Linked DNA regions of Homo sapiens: region 1 is linked to region 2. Evidence: chromatin contacts called from ENCODE Hi-C or POLR2A ChIA-PET data. All regions are on one chromosome and are shown on one strand. The core of a region is the stretch at or near the end of the contact, and the rest is flanking DNA. Distances in the headings are between cores, read along the strand shown. Region 1 holds the start of CTPS1 (CTP synthase 1). Region 2 holds the start of MYCBP (MYC binding protein).

Region 1 (5,464 bases), core at 2,899-5,398, 2.1 Mb after region 2:
CCTAAAATACAGACTGGTTCTTTTCAGGAAGTTTGCCTCAGCCTGATCCCACGGGGAGCTCTAGAGCACCAATGGGATCATAGAGTTGGCCCACGTGTAGGCGAGGCGCCTGGCTCACCTCAGGACCTGGGCTTGGAAGAGAACTTGGGGTTCAGGACACATCCAGCCTGGGAACATCAATTTGGGAGTAGTCAGAATAAGGATTTTTTTTGTTTGTTTTGTTTTTTAGACGGAGTCTTGTTCTGTTGTCCAGGCTGGAGTGCAATGGTGCAATCTCAGCTCACTACAACCTCCGCCTCCAGGGTTCAAGTGATTCTCCTGCCTCAGCCTCCCGAGTAGCTGGGATTACAGGCCTGCGCCACCACACCCAGCTAATTTTTGTATTTTTAGTAGACGGGATTTCACCATGTTGGCCAGGCTGGTCTTGAACTCCTGACATTGTGATCCGCCCACCTCGGCCTCCTAAAGTGCTGAGATTACAGACGTGAGCCACTGCGTCTGGGCCAGATGGTTTTAATGACTAGATAATGACTTTAGAGAGAAGGGATCCTAGAACTGAGGCTTGGGGCAATGTTTATAGTTCAGGATAGAGGAAAAGGAAGAGGATCTAGGTAGGGAGATCTAGAAGGAGAAACCTGTGAAATAGGAAAAAATGAACAGCAAGTGGTTTCCTAGAAGCCAAGTAAAGGACACCCACCTTTTAAGGAGGAAATGATCAGCTGTGACAAATGCTCTTAGGGAAGTGGTCAGTTTGGGGGCAGCTCTGGGGCTGTATAGCTGCACCTAGGAGCCCAAAAGGAGACTGGGCCTATGGTGGGGGAGAGAAGCAGCCCAAATATGTAAATACATACACATGCGCACGTGCACACACACATATGCATTCATGCCATGCACATACAGCCACACTGTTGTCTATTTTTTTTTTTTTTTGAGACGGAGTCTCGCTCGTCGCCCAGGCTGAAGTGCAGTGGTGCAATCTTGGCTCACTGCAACCTCCGCCTCCCAGGTTCAAGTGATTCTCCTGCCTCAGCCTCCTGAGTAGCTGGGACTACAGGCGCCTGCCACCACGTCTGGCTAAGTTTTGTATTTTTAGTAGAGACGGGGTTTCACCATATTTGCAAACTGGTCTCGAACTCCTGACCTTGTGATCCACCCATCTCAGGCTCCCGAAGTGCTGGGATTACAGGCATGAGCCACTGCGCCCAGCCCACTGTTGTCTTTATTTGGGACTTACGGACATTAGAGATTGGAGTCTAGGCTGATGTACAAAGAAGAGGTCTGAGAACATGGAGGTTAATTTTTGACGAGATCAGTTTCAGTGAAATTATATGAGCAAAATATCCAGATTGGAATGAGTTCAAGAGAGGGAAGAAATTGAGACAGCAAAGTACAAACAACATTTTTTAGGAGTTGTGCTGAAAAGTGAAACAGAAATGGAGGGGGAGCTAGAGAATGGCATAGAGTCAGGAGAGGGGTTTTAAGATGGAACAAATTGCAGCATGTTTGCATCACGGTAGTGGAAAAGATCTACTAGACAGGGAAAGACTGATGACGCAGGAAGGGACATTCTACTAGACATTCTTGAGTTGATGAAAGGATATGGCACTTGCATACTAGACATTCTTTGAGTTGACAAATGGATATGGCACTTGGAGCAAAGAGGAGGTTGACCTCTGGGAGTGTGGGCAGTTTGTCCACAGTAACAGGAGACAACGCAGAGCTTGTGCGCAGATAAAAGTGGTTGGTGGATATGAAAAATCTACTGATGGCTTCTATTTTCTCGTGAAATGGGAAGCAAGACCACCAGCTGAGGAGAATATGGGGGAGGAGATGGAAGAGCTTTGAGGAAGAAGACAATGTCAAGTGGTCATTCAGAGGAGTGGTTGGGTGAATGGCTCATTTTTCCATCTCCCATAGCATCTTCATTACCTCAGCAAGTATGTTCTCAGCATCTGTTATGTTCCAGGCACTTTGATAAACATCAAATGCTTCTTGAAAGAAGATGTGGCTGTAGAGTACCTTCAAAGACAACCCAAACTTTTTTTTTTTTTTTTTGAGATAGAGTCTCACTCTGCCCAGGCTGGAGTGCAGTGGTGGGATCCTAGCTCCCATTGGCCTTGAATTCCTGGGTTCAAGCATTCCTCCAGCCTCAGGCTCTGGAGTAGCCAGGACTACAGATGCGTGCCACCATGCTCAGCTAATTTTTGTATTTTTTGTAGAGATGGGGTCTCACTATATTGCCTAGGCTGGTCTTGAACTCCTGGACTCAAGAAATCCTCCCACCCTGTGTCAGCCTCCCAAAGTGTCAGGATCACAAGTGTGAGCCACTATGCCTGGCATTCCAAACATTTTTTAGATTTGGAGCTGAATGCAGCATGGGCAGGTTGTCAGGGTTGAAGCACTGGTGATCCAGATCTGGAAGGAGCCAGAAGCCTCTAAAAGAGGCCACTGCAGGAGCCTCCTGACCTGGTTTCTGGGAATCCATCTGCTTCAATGATTTTCCTAAAACACAAATCTGATCCCATCACATCTTTTTTTTTAAAACTCCTTCAGTGAAGATAGTTAAGAACTTGTGGCAGACTGCTTCTAGAGAACAAAACAGGAACACTGGGGTACAGAAATAAGAGATTTACTTTTCATGGATACCCTTGTGTAGTGTTTGGGGAAAAATTATAACCATGTACATATATTCACTATTCAAAGGAAGGTCAAAAGCCTCTCAAAAGTTTCTACAGCTTTCCACTATCCCTAGGAGAAAGAGAAGCCTTTACTTGGTCTATAATGCTCTTCACCGTATGGCCCTACCCAACTCTTCAACCTAATCTCATGTTAATCTCGCTTCCTGTGGCCCTTGTGGACTTGGCTAGACTGGCCTTCCAATTCAGCTGTGCCGGCCTCTTTGGGCTTGTACACAGGCTTTTCCTTCTGCCTCACTTTTAAAAAAAAATTATTATTACTATTTTTATTTTATTTATTTATTCTTTGAGAAGGAGTCTCGCTCTGTCGCCCAGGCTGGAATGCAGTGGTGCAATCTTGGCTCACTGCAACCTCCACCTCCCAGGTTCAAGCTATTCTCCTGCCTCAGCCTCCTGAGTAGCTGGGACTACAGGCACCCACCACCACGCCCAGCTAATTTTTGTATTTTTAGTAGAGACGGGGTTTCACCATATTGGCGAGGCTGGTCTTGAACTCCTGACCTTGTGATCCGCCTGCCTCGGCCTCCCAAAATGTTGGGATTACAGGTGTGAGCCACTGCGCCCGGCCTACTATTATTATTTTTATAAGAAACGGGGTCTCGCTATGTTACCCAAGTTGGTCTCGAACTGTTGGGCTCAAGCATGTCTCACTTTCTTATCCCCGCCTCTCCCTTTCCCATCTTTGCCGTCTACTTAGGTCTCTGCTTCAAAGTTACTTTTTCAGGGCGGGCTTCCCGCCTGAATTCCCAATCACCACCGGACTTGGGTCAGTCCCCGCGCTGGGCACTCACTGCCCCGGCACCAGCATCTCTGCAGCAAGCACCCATAACAACCATAAAGTGTAATGAGCTGCTCAGTGTGCCTCCCTACATCGTTAGTCCGAGGAGAGGGTCCCTCGGTGCCCAGCACAGTGCGTGGCACAGTCGGTGCTCAGGGAGCGATAGCTAGATGAAACCGTACTTTTCGGGATCCTAGTCCATCCAAAGCAGCCGCCTTCGGGGCAGGTGTGGGGAGGAGGGAGGCCGACGAGGAGCCAACGCCGCGCGACCCTCCGCACTTCCGTCTTGGAGGCCAGGGTGGCGCTGCCGCCGTCCCTCGCCCGGAGGCAGAGATGCGCTGGCGCATCACCGCCAGGAGCCCACAGTGAAAGACCATCGGATGGAAGGCGACGCCCAGAACTCCAGGAGACCGCTGTGGGAGGACGCGAGGCCAGGTGACGAATAGGCCAGGCGTGAGTTCCCAAACAGCCTCCTCCCCTTCAAGAGAGTAAGCTTGGGCCACAGGCTGGGACGGAAGCAGAGGGGCAGACACGCCACCACCCGCCCGGCCTCGAACCTACGGCGGCACAGTTCAGCGGAGGCGGCCCAGCGGTCCTGTCCCGCGCCTGCGCACTCCAGGCCCCGCCCCGCCCCGCGCCCTCCAGGCCCGGCCCGCCCTCCAACCTCTGCGTGCGCACAGCCTAGAGCCCGCCTCCGTGAAAGACTGCCGGGCGCATGCGGTCGGGGTTGTTCACTGGCTGTCCGGGGCTCCGCGCGCGTCGCCGGCCCAGCTCTGTCGCTGACGGGAGGATCTGAAGCCGGCCGCAGGTAGGCTGACTCCAGGGATCCCGGGGGGGATCTGTTCTCCCGCGCAGGAGTCAGCGGCGCGAGCTGAGCCCGGCGCCGAATAGCCCCGCCGCCGCGGTGACGGACGTCGCTCCTACCAATCAGGGGCGAGGTGACTCGGCGTCCTGCCCAATGGGCTGTGTGCCTAACGGGAGTGGGGCGGGCGCCCCGGCCGGCGAGCTGCCGGCTCCCGCGCGCGGGCCTCGTGGCCGGGCGGCGCTGGGGAGAGGGGCCAAGCGGGGCGCGGGGCGGCTTCAGAGGCTGCGGGGCCTGCGCTGCCGCGCTGGGCCGCGCCGAATCAGCTCGGCCGGGCTCGTCGGACGGAGAAGGCCGTAGGGGAGTGGAGCGGCGCCCCCCCCCACACCCTCCGCCCTTGCTCTTCGTCTGCGAGGAAGCCCGGCAGTCGCCCATCCATTCAAGCAGTGCGGGCCTCGGGCCTCCGGCCTCGGCGCGGGCTCAGCCGCCCGGGGCTGGGCGCGGCAGCTCCGCGCCGTAGGACGAGGGGGCCTGCGAACTCGCCGGCCCTGGGCCCCGCGGCTGGCCTTTGGGCCTCACGGCTTCCTCCCTTCCCGGCGGCCGGGGGTCGGGGCGCTGGCGGTGTATAGAGCTCACCACGTTTGCGTGGCGCCCTTCCGTCCACGCTCGTTACAGTTTCGAATCCTCAGCGGCCCTGTGACGCGGGCGGCGCAGAGATTCTCACCCCCATTCCCCTAGGTGAGAACCCGCGTTGCAGGCAGCTCAAGTGACATGATTGAGGTCTGCACACTAGTGATGGGGGCTGGCACTTCATCTCATAACATTGAAAGAAAAAGCATTTCCCCCCTCAGTCTTTGTTGAATTTCTCTGATGCGTCTTGATTTACGTTACTTCTGTGCCGGAAAACCTTCTTGCGCCTTCCGTCACCTTCAGGATTAAGTTCAGATTGGGCATGCCAGTTTGCACATGATCTGGCCCTTGCCTACCTTTCCAGTTTATCTTCCACTGTATATCCCTGCTTCCCCGCCTTCCCCCTCACGGCCTTACCTCTGTTCTCTGTAGCTGCCCTGCACCTGCCTGTTCACCCTGTTCCCTTTCCTGTGCTCTGAGTCGTGCAGTCAGTCCTTCAAGGCCCATTGCAAGTCATATCTACAAAACAGGAGCCGCCTGGATCCGCCCACTACCCCC
Region 2 (5,951 bases), core at 3,452-5,951:
TGTAATCCCAGCACTTTGGGAGGCCAAGGCGGGCAGATCACGAAGTCAGGAGATCAAGACCATCCTGGCTAACACAGTGAAACCCCGTCTCTACTAAAAAATACAAAAAATGAGCCAGGCGTGGTGGCGGGCGGCTGTAGTCCCAGCTACTCAGGAGGCTGAGGCAGGAGAATGGCGTCAACCCAGGAGGCGGAGCTTGCAGTGAGCCGAGATCGTGCCACTGCACTCCAGCCTGGGCGATGGAGCAAGACTCTGTCTCAAAAACAAAAAAACAAAACAAACAAACAAAAAAACAGTGATAGATATCTAGACCCCAAGTTAAGTCCTGTTGTAAACCAACTTACATACTTCCCTTTTGTTCTTTTAGAGTTTTAATAACTTACCAAAATAATATACAGTATGAAAAAATCACTATTTTTTGAGAAATTCATTTGGTTTTTTTTTTTTGTTTTTTTTTTTGAGATAGAGTTTTGCTCTTGTTGCCCAGGCTGGAGTGCAATGGCATAATCTTGGCTCACCACAACCCCCGCCTCCCAGGTTCAAGCGATTCTCCTGCCTCAGCCTCTCTAGTAGCTGGGATAACAGGCATGTGCCACCATGCCCGGCTAATTTTGTATTTTTAGTAGAGACGGGGTTTCTCTGTGTTGGTCAGGCTAGTCTCGAACTCCCAGCCTCAGGTGATCCACCCACCTCAGCCTCCCAAAGTTCTGGGATTACAGGTGTGAGCCACCACACCTGGCCAAATCCTCATTTTATAAGACATGAATATTAATACTCTACTCTCTCCTCCTCTTATTCCCCCACCCCATTTCTTTCAGCTTCTCATTTGTCACTGGTACTTGAAAGGTTGATAGTTGCAGAAGATACTGTAAATACAAAGTTTCCTGTGCTGTTCTATAGATGAAATGCACTTCCTTGTAATCAGACAAGAACTCTATACCCAATCATGCTCCCCTTTTTGCCTTCGCAGCCAGGATTTTTAGAGGTTGATATAGCGCTCAAAATAGCTAAAATGCTTCAGCTTCCAAATGATTTATCATCTTTAGCCATCCTTTCATAGTGTTTTAATGTTATAAACTATTTCAAATCATCTTGGAAATAAGCTGTAAAAATTTAGGCCAAAGTGGCTCATTCCTGAAATTCCAGCACTTTGAGAGGCCAAGACAGGAGGATTGCTTGAGCCCAGGAGTTTGAGATCAACCTGGGCAACACCCCAACTCTACAAAAAAAAAAAAAAATTGGCCAGGCATGATGGCTCACGCCTATAATCCCAGCACTTTGGTAGGCCGAGGCAGGCAGATCATGAGGTCAAGAGATTGAGACCATCCTGGCTAACATGGTGAAACCCCGTCTCTACTAAAAATACAAAAAAAATTAGCCGGGCATGGTGGCAGGCACCTGTAGTCCCAGCTACTTGGGAGGCTGAGGCAGGAGAATGGTGTGAACCCGGGAGGCGGAGCTTGCAGTGAGCAGAGATCGCACCACTGCACTCCAGCCTGGGTGACAGAGCAAGACTCCGTCTCAAAAAAAAAAAAAAAAAAAAATTAAAAATCAGCCGGACATGGTGGTGCGTGCCTGTAGTCTCAGCTACTTGGGTGCCTGAGGTGGGAGAATTGCTTGAACCTGGGAGATTAAGACTGCACTGAGACATGACTGCACCACTGCACTCCAGTCTGGGCGACAGAGACCTTGTCTCGAAAAAATATATATATGTAAATTAAATTTGTGAGGCTGGGCACAGTGGGTCACGCCTGTAACGTCAACACTTGGGGAAGCTAAGGCAGAAGGATCACTTGAGGCCAGGCATTCCTGGGTGACAGAGTGAGACTCTGTCTCAAAAAAAATAAAAAGTAAAAACAAATAGAGGCCGGGCGCGGTGGCTCACGCCTGTAATCCCAGCACTTTGGGAGGCCGAGGCGGGTGGATCATGAGGTCAGGAGATCGAGACCATCCTGGCTAACAAGGTGAAACCCCGTCTCTACTAAAAATACAAAAAATTAGCCGGGCGCGGTGGCGGGCGCCTGTAGTCCCAGCTACTCGGGAGGCTGAGGCAGGAGAATGGCGTGAACCCGGGAAGCGGAGCTTGCAGTGAGCCGAGATTGCGCCACTGCAGTCCGCAGTCCGGCCTGGGCGACAGAGCGAGACTCCGTCTCAAAAAAAAAAAAAAAAAAAAAAAAAAAAACAAATAGAATTGTGTAAAGCACCTATGTTTGGAGCTGAAAATCAAATTTTTAATAAATCACATCAATACTGTGTTGGCTGATGTTATTTAGGAGCCTGGAAATCTAAGGAGATTGAGAGGTTAAATTCTAGTGGAGGGCGGTGGCTCACACCTGTAATCCCAGCACTCTGCGGGGCTGAGGTGAGCGGATCACCTGAGGTAAGGAGTTCAAGACCAGCCTGGCCCATGTGGTGAAACCGCCTCTCTACTAAAAATACAAAAAATTAGCTAAGCATGGTGGCACATGCCTGTAATCCCAGCTACTTGGAAGGCTGAGGCAACACAATCGCTTGAACCCGGAGGTGGAGGTTGCAGTGAGCCGAGATCATGCCGCTGCACTCCAGCCTGGGCAACATCTTCTGTGTAGTCAGTTACCGCCTACAACTGTCATTTTTCTGCCTTTTACCATTCAGTCTTTCACTTGCTCCATCCAACCACTCTGGCCTCCTTAGACTTCCTGAAACTCTGTTTCTTTCAGGTTTCTGGTCAAAAATTACTTCTTAAGAAAGGCCTTCCCCCCATCACCCTATATAAAATGACACACACATCCCACCTGTCACTTTTTTTTTTTTTTTTTTTTGGAGACAGAGTGTCACTGTTGCCCAGTGGCACAATCACAACTCACTGCAGCCTTGACCTCCTGGGCTCAGGTGATTCTCTCACCTCAGCCTCCACAGTAGCTAGATTACAGGCACACACCATGCCCAGCAATTTTTTTTTTTTTTTAAGAGATGGGAGTTTTGCCATGTTGCCCAGGCTGGTCTTGAGCTCCTGGCCTCTAGCAGTCCACCCACCTCAGCCTCCCAAAGTGCTGAGATTACAGGCATGAGCCACGTGCCTGGCCTCACCTGTTACTCTTTATCCCTAACTTTGCTGTATTTTTATCTGTACCACTTACCACTAGCTGACACTACATATTTATTTATGTATTTCTCTCCCTCAACTAGGATATAAGCTTATGAGAGCCGAGACTTTTATCCTCCCCTGCTTATCTCCAGTGTGCAGAACAGACACCTGAGTAAAATTATTAAATGAAAGAAATGAACGTAAGGAGTTTTTAGACGGAATGACATTCAAAGCATCTGTGACACTTTCAGAGACAACATAGCACAGTACTTTCACAGAGTAGTCCCTTAAGACTTGCTGAAGTTTATTTGCAAAGAGGTAAACTATTATCTGAACCCCAAATAGGTAGCAATTCAAAATTACTAGCCTTCTTTCTTCTAAGACCCAGGAGTTATGCTCCTAGAATTTTCCTCTAAACTTTGCTTCTGTCCAAAGGGCAGTTACCAATTTATTTCCCACTTCCCAAACTTCCTAGTTTCATATGACCCAAGTCCTCATCCCTGCGAACAATTCCATTCTACACCCTTGAATATCCCAGTGAGTTGAGTGACACATAGCAGGCATTCAAATTAGTGCTAAGCCAATAAAGTAAACTGTACCCTACCCCTTGAAATCCTCCTGTTTCCAACACTTTACTCATCTACTTAACTTAGATCTTGAAGCCACGAATGAAGAGATACAGCGTTAACAGTAAGCTTTCATTTTAAAAAGTGAAAACAATGTAACCACCTTGATATGCCCTCGAGCTCTTTAAGCTGTAATTCTACTTTATGAAATATACACAAAATAAGAATTGACACAGACAGACTAAGGAATGGGGGCTGAAAAGCCACAGCCAAATTCGCTATGAATCTCCTACTTTGGGGATTAGGCTCACTCAGCTACTTCATAGCCCACTTGGAAATTCGGTCATTTTTCCAGTTGCTCTTTGTTGGAGGGAAACTTTCTTAACAAGATTCTGAGGACTCCATAAAAACCGTAAGGTGGGAGGAATTGGGATCTGAAGGTCCTTGGCAAACATGTCCACTGCGGCTGCTGGAGGCAAAGCAACGGAAGTTGAAGAGACTTTGCAACAGCTGCAAGAGTTTCACTCCCGGTGCGGAGAAGGGTAGCGGAGCTAGGCTACCCCACCCGGGCGGCGTCCAGCAGCCAGGTCCCTGCTGAACCCCGAGGCCCACCTCGCTGGACCCCGGACGGGCCCCATCTGTTTCCCCTCCTTCCCCACGCTACGGCCCGCTGGGGAACGGGGCAGCGCCGGGGAGCACGACGAGGGCACGAGGTACCCTCTCCTAGCCCAGGCTCACCCTTGGTCAGCGTGTCCAGCACCCCCGACTTCTCCAAGTACCTCCGGAACTGCTCACGCTTCGAGTCGGCGGCCTGAAGAGACACCGGGGGTCAGTGGCCAGAGCCCGGGAGCCGAGCAGGAAGAAGGCGCTGGGAGTCCGGCAACCCCGCCTCCGCCTCACTACCTCGGGGCCCTCCCGCCCAAACCTGCGCGCGCGACCCCACTCCCACCCAGAGCCGACCAGCGGCTTGCTACCGCCCGCATGCCCCCAGCCACGCCGCGCCCCCCTCACTTTGTAATGGGCCATAGTGACAGCGGCAGCGGCGTAGCTGGCGCCGGAGACCGCGACTGGCGGGTTGGGAGCAGCACTGCTCATGCGCGGAAGGGGGCGCGCGCCTGCGCACTTGCAAACCACCGGCCGGGATCGCCGAGGTGTGGCCTGTTTTCATGGCGACCAGGACGCTCTGCATCCCCAGTAGCAGGCTGAGCCGAGGGAGGCTGCGTATGCCCGCCCCTCTGGCTGTCGGAGCCGCACCTCTTCCTCTTCCGGCCCCCGTAGCAATTAGGTTTCTTTGCAGGAGGTGAGATTTTGGTACCTCTGTCCTGGCGTCCGGAGGCAGGGCCCGGGAGCATTGAGACTATTGCGAGAGAAAGGACCGCCGCACGGTGGTAGCGAGCGCATCTTTTTCATCTGGGACCTCGGAAACTGTGGTGACCCATAGGTGCTGGGCTTCTTGGCTCTCGTCCTGAGAAAGTGCTCACAGTGCTTTGCAGTAGCCGAGGAGGGTGTTTAGAATCATATATTTTGGCTTCAGCTTTTATCTTTGGAGTCTCCTTGAGTCGTGGCTGACTTGATGTGGGCCTCTGGAGGATGAGCAGTAACGAGCTTGCAGTAGCTTTTGAGCCAGGCACTGTAGAAAACACGGGTATTTTAAATTTTAATCCTTACAACACCCCTGTAGGGTGGGTATTGTTAATTAAGTGGAGTGGTTAGATGTCCAGTGAGTAGAGTCGAGTCCAATCCGGGCAATGAATCACGATGCTATGAACTGGTGAAGGAAAGCCACGGATCTTCTTAAGATTTTATTTACTAGGTAGCAACATGTGATTATACTCAAGACACATCAGGATGCCAGTCTAGAAGGAAACTTACGTGATTGTGTTCCAGGGGCAAACAGAATTAACCCAGTGTCCAAGGTGGAATTGTATAGATCAAGAACCATTTCCTAAGGCTGTGGTCTCTTCAAAGAGAAAACCTGATCAAACCATTTAGCCTCAATTCTGAACATGTGATTTTCCCAAAATCAGTTACATTCGAAAGGATATCATTTAAAAAAAAAAAAATCCTGATTTGACAACTCTATGTCTTTGAATTTAGAAGTGTTGCTTCACAATCTCGAATTAGAGCTGTTTTTCTCTTGCTTAAATGAGTTTGCAGTTGTCTGTCTTAACAGCTGGTCTTTAGAGCTGCCCCTATCTATTTTTTCTGTGCCCCACGACCACTAGGCTACTTCTCTGATAATATATATAATGTCTAAAAGCCAACCGCTGTTTAGATCTGAAGATCTGTGGGAACCCGCCTACCAATGAGATTGTTCG

The links. Hi-C counts contacts between places; a loop is a spot of excess contacts on that map. ChIA-PET counts read pairs that join two places held with the same protein, here RNA polymerase II (POLR2A). Pooled maps may share reads with other maps.
Region 1: a loop to region 2 is called in a map of naive thymus-derived CD4-positive, alpha-beta T cell, with 22 times the contacts of the local background. The contact joins the promoter of CTPS1 here to the promoter of MYCBP in region 2. A Hi-C loop is called at or near these places in 1 of 168 maps with a recorded cell type or tissue (naive thymus-derived CD4-positive, alpha-beta T cell) and 5 of 50 pooled maps. POLR2A ChIA-PET finds 5 or more read pairs at or near these places in 1 of 52 experiments (MCF 10A).

What each region holds. Positions count from the first base shown.
Region 1 is chr1:40,975,548-40,981,011 of GRCh38, forward strand. CTPS1 (CTP synthase 1) reads left to right here and starts at 4,149. Exons shown (of 19, transcript NM_001905.4): 1 at 4,149-4,282. RefSeq lists silencers at 3,938-4,127, 4,398-4,687, 4,758-4,897 and an enhancer at 5,098-5,147.
Region 2 is chr1:38,868,647-38,874,597 of GRCh38, forward strand. MYCBP (MYC binding protein) reads right to left here and starts at 4,702. Exons shown (of 5, transcript NM_012333.5): 1 at 4,645-4,702; 2 at 4,372-4,444. The coding sequence starts at 4,659. GJA9 (gap junction protein alpha 9) reads right to left here. Exons shown (of 2, transcript NM_030772.5): 2 at 5,423-5,951. The coding sequence ends at 5,905. All of the region lies in intron 1 of RRAGC-DT (RRAGC divergent transcript), which reads left to right. The region is part of intron 1 of GJA9-MYCBP (GJA9-MYCBP readthrough); the gene reads right to left. RefSeq lists an enhancer at 3,736-4,258.